Regions from separate parts of the Homo sapiens genome. Here region 2 is linked to region 1. The links are chromatin loops, found by intact Hi-C in ENCODE. Cell type or tissue: HCT116. All regions are shown on one strand. Links, peaks and the distances in the headings refer to the core of each region. The heading gives the core; the rest is flanking DNA.

Evidence for each region. Peaks named below come from ENCODE experiments on the same cell type or tissue, not always from the same donor. Only the 100,000 strongest peaks of a DNase experiment are listed, where the experiment ranks them.
Region 2: it touches region 1 in a loop (2.0-fold over the local background); 1 of 110 quality-filtered maps calls a loop at or near these places.

The regions. Positions count from the first base shown.
Region 1 is chr9:91,301,366-91,304,174 of GRCh38, reverse strand. The region is part of intron 4 of AUH (AU RNA binding methylglutaconyl-CoA hydratase); the gene reads left to right. Among named protein-coding and RNA genes, the nearest start is that of AUH, 59 kb to the left of the region's middle. In HCT116, for the core only: no CTCF peak of the experiment used is centred there; a DNase peak (open chromatin) is centred at 1,164; H3K4me3 peaks cover 1,685 bases; H3K27ac peaks cover 2,500 bases.
Region 2 is chr9:91,137,913-91,140,721 of GRCh38, reverse strand. All of the region lies in intron 1 of LINC02937 (long intergenic non-protein coding RNA 2937), which reads left to right. The region is part of intron 2 of LINC00484 (long intergenic non-protein coding RNA 484); the gene reads right to left. Among named protein-coding and RNA genes, the nearest start is that of LINC00484, 20 kb to the right of the region's middle. In HCT116, for the core only: no CTCF peak of the experiment used is centred there; a DNase peak (open chromatin) is centred at 1,791.

The sequences.
Region 1 (2,809 bases), core at 62-2,561:
TTGCTGCTCTTCATCTGTTAGTTTTTCTTCACAACAACTTGTAGAATTTTTCCATTTCATTTAGATTTTAACCTAGTGCTAGAATCGAAGTGTCATATTTAAATACTGTTACTTTTGGCTTTTGGATATGTGTTCCTTTTAAGGTCTGTGGTGCCTGAGACTTCTCACTTTGAACTCCCATCTCTCACCTGTGGTATTATGTTTGCAGCAATGACCCTGGTGTGGGCCTCCAGGGAGCAACAGCCCAGCCAGCCTGCAGGCCTCACTCAGGGCTTGTTTTGTTATTGTGATTTTTTTTAAACCTCAGTGATGGGAATGGGAGAATATACATTAGGATGAAGGTAAAGTTTTAGCCAAAATGAAAGATAATTAGGTATTTATTGTAATTTTCAGTTAACTTAGATTTTATTTCTATTCTTCTTGAAAGATTTTAGTATTCAGACTTCCAGCATAATGCTACATAGGGCCTTTCCCTTGAAATGCTTGATTTCACTGCTTTCTGTAGGAACACTATTCTTCAAGCAAAACCAAATTTAAAAATCCTGTGGGGCTGGGCGCAGTGGCTTACGCCTGTAATCCCAGCACTTTGGGAGGCCGAGGCGGGTGGATCACGAGGTCAGATTGAGACCATCCTGGCTAACACGGTGAAACCCTGTCTCTACTAAAAACACAAAAAATTAGCTGGGCGTAGTGGCGGGCACCAGTAGTCCCAGCTACTCGGGAGACTGAGGCAGGAGAATGGTGTGAACCCGGGAGGAGGAGCTTGCAGTGAGCCGAGATTGCGCCACTGCACTCTAGCCTGGGCGACAGAGCAAGAGACTCCGTTTCAAAAAAAAAAATCATGCGTCTGACACTAACATTTTCCTTTAATAATCAAATTGTTCATATTTTTCTAGAAGCATCAAATAACCTACATTATGTGTTGTATTTATCTGAGAATCGAAAGTAGATACTTTAATTTTCCCCACTTTCATAGTCCCTTGAGTCTAATTATCGTAGGCTGCAGGTCCTACAGACTACTGAAGTGAACCAGGGGCCTGCCTTACAGTTGCTTTTTTCCCTCTTAAAATAGCAAACTGTTTAATTGTTTGCTTTAATTATATTTTTAGGAGCATTTCAAAGGATTATTATCTTCTTTGTCATACCTGGCTCATTTCCTGGTACGAAACTGAAAATAGTATCTGATCCTATTGGTTGCATAACATACTGAGTCATAATTTCTTCCTCTTGCTGTTGGGAATAGCCATTGCTCGTTGGATTCGCAGTTCCTGTTTCATTTATTTGTGCTTATATACAACTGTCATTTTGCTATTCCTTTAGATCTTTGAAATTCATAATCTACCTTTCTAAAGGTGTATTTTATTGAGTTCCTGCTATGATTATTAACATTTTTTTTCCTTTTTTTTGAGACAGAGTCTCACTTTGTTGCCCAGGCTGGAATGCAGTGGCACGATCTCAGCTCACTGCAACCTCTGCCTCCAGGGTTCAAGCAATTCCCCTGCCTCACCTTCCCAGTAGCTGGGATTACAGGCACGCACCACCATGTCTGGCTAATTTTTTTGTTTGTTTGTTCGTTTGTTTTTTTGAGATGGAGTTTCACTCTTGTTGCCCAGGCTGGAGTGCAATGGCGCGATCTCAGCTCACTGCAACTTCCACTTCCTGGGTTCAAGCGATTCTCCTGCCTCAGCCTCTTGAGTAGCTGGGATTACAGTCATGTACCACCACGCCCAGCTAATTTTGTATTTTTAGTAGAGATGGGGTTTCTCTATGTTGGTCAGGCTGGTCTCAAACTCCTGGCCTCAGGTGATCTGTCTGCCTCAGCCTCCCAAAGTGCTGGGATTACAGGCGTGAGCCAATTTTTGTATTTTTAGTAGAGATGGGGTTTCACCATGTTGGCCAGGCTGGTCGCCAACTCCTGACCTTAAATGATCCACCTGCCTTGGACTCCCAAAGTGCTGGGATTACAGGCATGAGCCACACTGCACCCGGCCCCCTCTTTGATTATTAAGTGCTCCCAAGTAGAAGAAATACTAGATGTAAAGAAACCACATATATCAGACTGGCATGTGCTTTGAGATGATGCATACTTTCCTGGATAAAATTTACTACGACAGACATCTTTTAGGGAATAATTAGGATGATGTATAGCCTTAGAATTTATAATATTGTAAAATGACTAATATTTAATTACCCATTGAATACGAATTAAGCTGTTTTACTTAATTCTTTAGTTAGAAACATTTTATAGACAGCTTTCTACAAGGCTAATTTATGTTAATTAATAATTTAAAGTTCCAGTGCTTAACCTATTTAATAATATGAGAATTAGTATCCCATTTTTCTTGTTCTTTTTGTATGTGGAACCCAAATTTCTCATCATTTTGTGTTACGTATTTCTTACAAATTGTAAGGCATATGGTGCCTGAGACTTGCTCTTGGAGCTCCTGTCTTCCATCTGCAGGCCCTGGTCCTCACCTCTGGTATGTCTCTTGGCACCTAGGCTGGCTCTTTTTGCAGTGACCCTGGTGTGGGCCTGCACAAAAGGAAACAAGCCCTGGAATTGTTAAGCTTCTCAAGGGCACACAATTTTCATCCTCTTTAGAAACATAATTTCTCAAATTCTTTCTTAAAAAATCAAGACGAGGTCTCACCATGTTTCCCAGGCTGGTCTTGAATTCCTGGGCACAGGCAATCGTTCGTCCTTGGCCTCCCAGAATGCTGGGATTACAGGCATGAGTCACTGTACCTGGCTCAAATTCCTATTAGACTTAAAAATAGTTTTTATTAATTCCAAAAAGTATAAACTTAT
Region 2 (2,809 bases), core at 286-2,785, 160 kb after region 1:
GTGACCGTAACAGGGCATTGAATTGTTCAAGAAGAGCATTGCATGTATTTTCTCATTTGCGTTTTAAACCTGTCAGCATGTGCCCTCCTAATAAACATCTTGAAACTGTCCGTCCATGTCCTCTGTGTGTGTGTGTGTGTGTGTGTGTGTGTTTGCATGTGTGTTTCCATCTGCGTCTGAGTAGACATGCAAGATGTTACACAGTAACTGCTCAATGAAATGCTTGCAAGTTTTCTGATCTATCTAGGCTACATTGCTGAGGAAGTCATCCTACTGTCTATAAGCTCTTTTATTTATTTATTTATTTATTTACTTTTTTGAGACTGAGTCTCACTCTGTCGCCCAGGCGGGAGTGCAGTGGTCTCGGCTCACTGCAACCTCCACCTCCTGGGTTGAAGCAATTCTTCTGCGTCAGCCTCCCAAGTAGCTGGAATTATAGGTGCCCGCCACCATGCCTGGGTAATTTTTGTATTTTTAGAGTAATATTTTGTATTTGTACAGATGGGGTTTCACCATGTTGGCCAGGCTGGTCTTGAGCTCCTGACCTCAAGTGATCCACCTGCCTTAGCCTCTCAAAATGCTAGGATTACAGGTGTGAGCCACTATACCTAGCCTATAAACTCTTATTCATTATTATTATTATTATTATTGTGATTATTTTTGCAGGGAAGTGTGACATTTAAAAATATTTATTTTGTTGCTTTCTTGTTACATACAGAACAACTCATGCAAAGAAAACCTAGTTGAATAAATTGCTTTTGTTTAGTAGCTGGTGAAAAAGAGCTTCTTCAATTTCTGAAAAGTATTGAGTAAATGAAATTAACTAGGTGCCATATGAATCTTATTCATTTATTTATTTTTTGAGATGGAGTCTTGCTGTGTTGCCCAGGCTGGAGTGCAGTGGTGAGATCTCGGCTTGCTGCAACCTCCACCTCTTGGGTTCAAATGATTCTCCTGCCTTAGCCTCCCCAGTAGCTGGGATCACAGGCATGCATCACCATGCCCAGCTAACTTTTTTTTTTTTTTTGTATTTTTAGTAGGAACATTTCAATATGCTGGCCAGGCTGGTCTCAAACTCCTGATCTCAGGTGATTCACCTGCCTCGGCTTCCCAGAGTGCTGGGATTACAGGCATGAGCCACGGTGCCCAGCTATGAATCTTTTCTTTTGGGGAAAAGTTATTCATTAAATTCCCTAATAGCCTGACATAAATGAAGCTATGAACATTGTAGAGGAGTGTTGCAAAAGCAAATGCCATATATTACACACCGCAGAAAGCAAAATTAGGGCAGACCTTGGGAGCTATGAATGTAGCAAGTTTTTATAACTTAAAAAATATAGATAACCACTGTTCATTAAAAAATTAAAACTCTAGAAAGATCCAGAAATAAAAATAGAAATCAATCATCAATGTGATCAACATATTGATGTTTTTTCTTTCTACCCCCAGGTGATTTTTCCAGTGCTTGATAATTTTAAAGTAAAAACTATGTAAATATGTAGGAAAAAAACAACTCCTTGAAAAAAGTATCTGGGACCTGCTAACAATCAAGAGCAACAGAGTGCTCCAGCTGGAGGGCCTGGGGGGCGGGGGTCAGAAGTAGTATGCTCACACACACACACACACACACACGCACACACACATGCATGTATGACATGGACAGACAGTTTCAAGATGTTTATTAGAAGGGCACATGATGACAGGTTTAAAAGGCAAATGAGTAAATGCTAGCCTTAAAAGCAAGTGCAGAACTTCATGTCTACAATGGGACCATTCACCAGTACTGTTTACGCAAACGCATGATTCACCTACCCAGGATCGACTCAGGAATAAAAATTAATTATACCAAAGTGAGTAGGCATCCAAAAAGGCTTTTTGAGCCACTGAGTCATTGTCACTAAAAGTCCATGTTCTGCCCTTTGCCATACTGAGAACATGGCAGTAGGGGACAGAGATAAAGATGGCAAAAAAAAAAAAAGGAAACCTCTCAAGGATGAATAACAAAGGGTGGTGCAGGGGCGAGAAGACCCCATCAAGGGCCTGAGCACCTCTTCACAAAAAGAGAAAGGAAGGGGAGGCAGGAGGGGGATATTCAGTTGGGAGTATCCTCTCTGAGAATGTAGAAACGGTTGGGCGCAGTGGCTCACACCTGTAATCCCAGCACTTTGGGAGGTTGAGGCAGGTAGATCATCTGAGGTCAGGAGTTTGAGACTAGCCTGACCAACATGGAAAAATCCTATCTCTACTAAAAATACAAAATTAGCCGGGCGTGGTGGCGCATGCCTGTAATCCCAGCTACTCGGGAGGCTGAGTCAGGAGAATCGCTTGAACCCAGGAGGCGGAGGTTGCGGTGAGCCGAGATTGCGCCACTGCACTCCAGCCTGGGCAACAAGAGCAAAATTCCGTCTCAAAGAAAAGAAAAAAAGCGTAGAAACTATGTGAAACATTTTGAAGAATTTACATCTCAAAATTTTATTTGTTTTCTTCTATTATGTGTCTTATTCTACACAACTTTTTACCTGCTTAAAGTGTACAATTCATTGTTTTTTTTTAGTATATTTACAAGCTTGTGCAACCATTACTGCAATCTAATCTTAGATTTTTGTCCCTTCAAAAAGAAACTTCGTATCTGTTGCATTAGCATTTTCCATCTCACCCCAAGCCCTTTGCAACTGCTAGTGTGGTTTTGGCTTTATAGATTTGCCTATTCTGGACAGTTCATATAAATAAACCATACAGCGTGTGCCCTTTGGGTCTGACTTTTTCATTTAGTGTATGTTTTCAGGTATATTCATGTTTAGTATGTGAC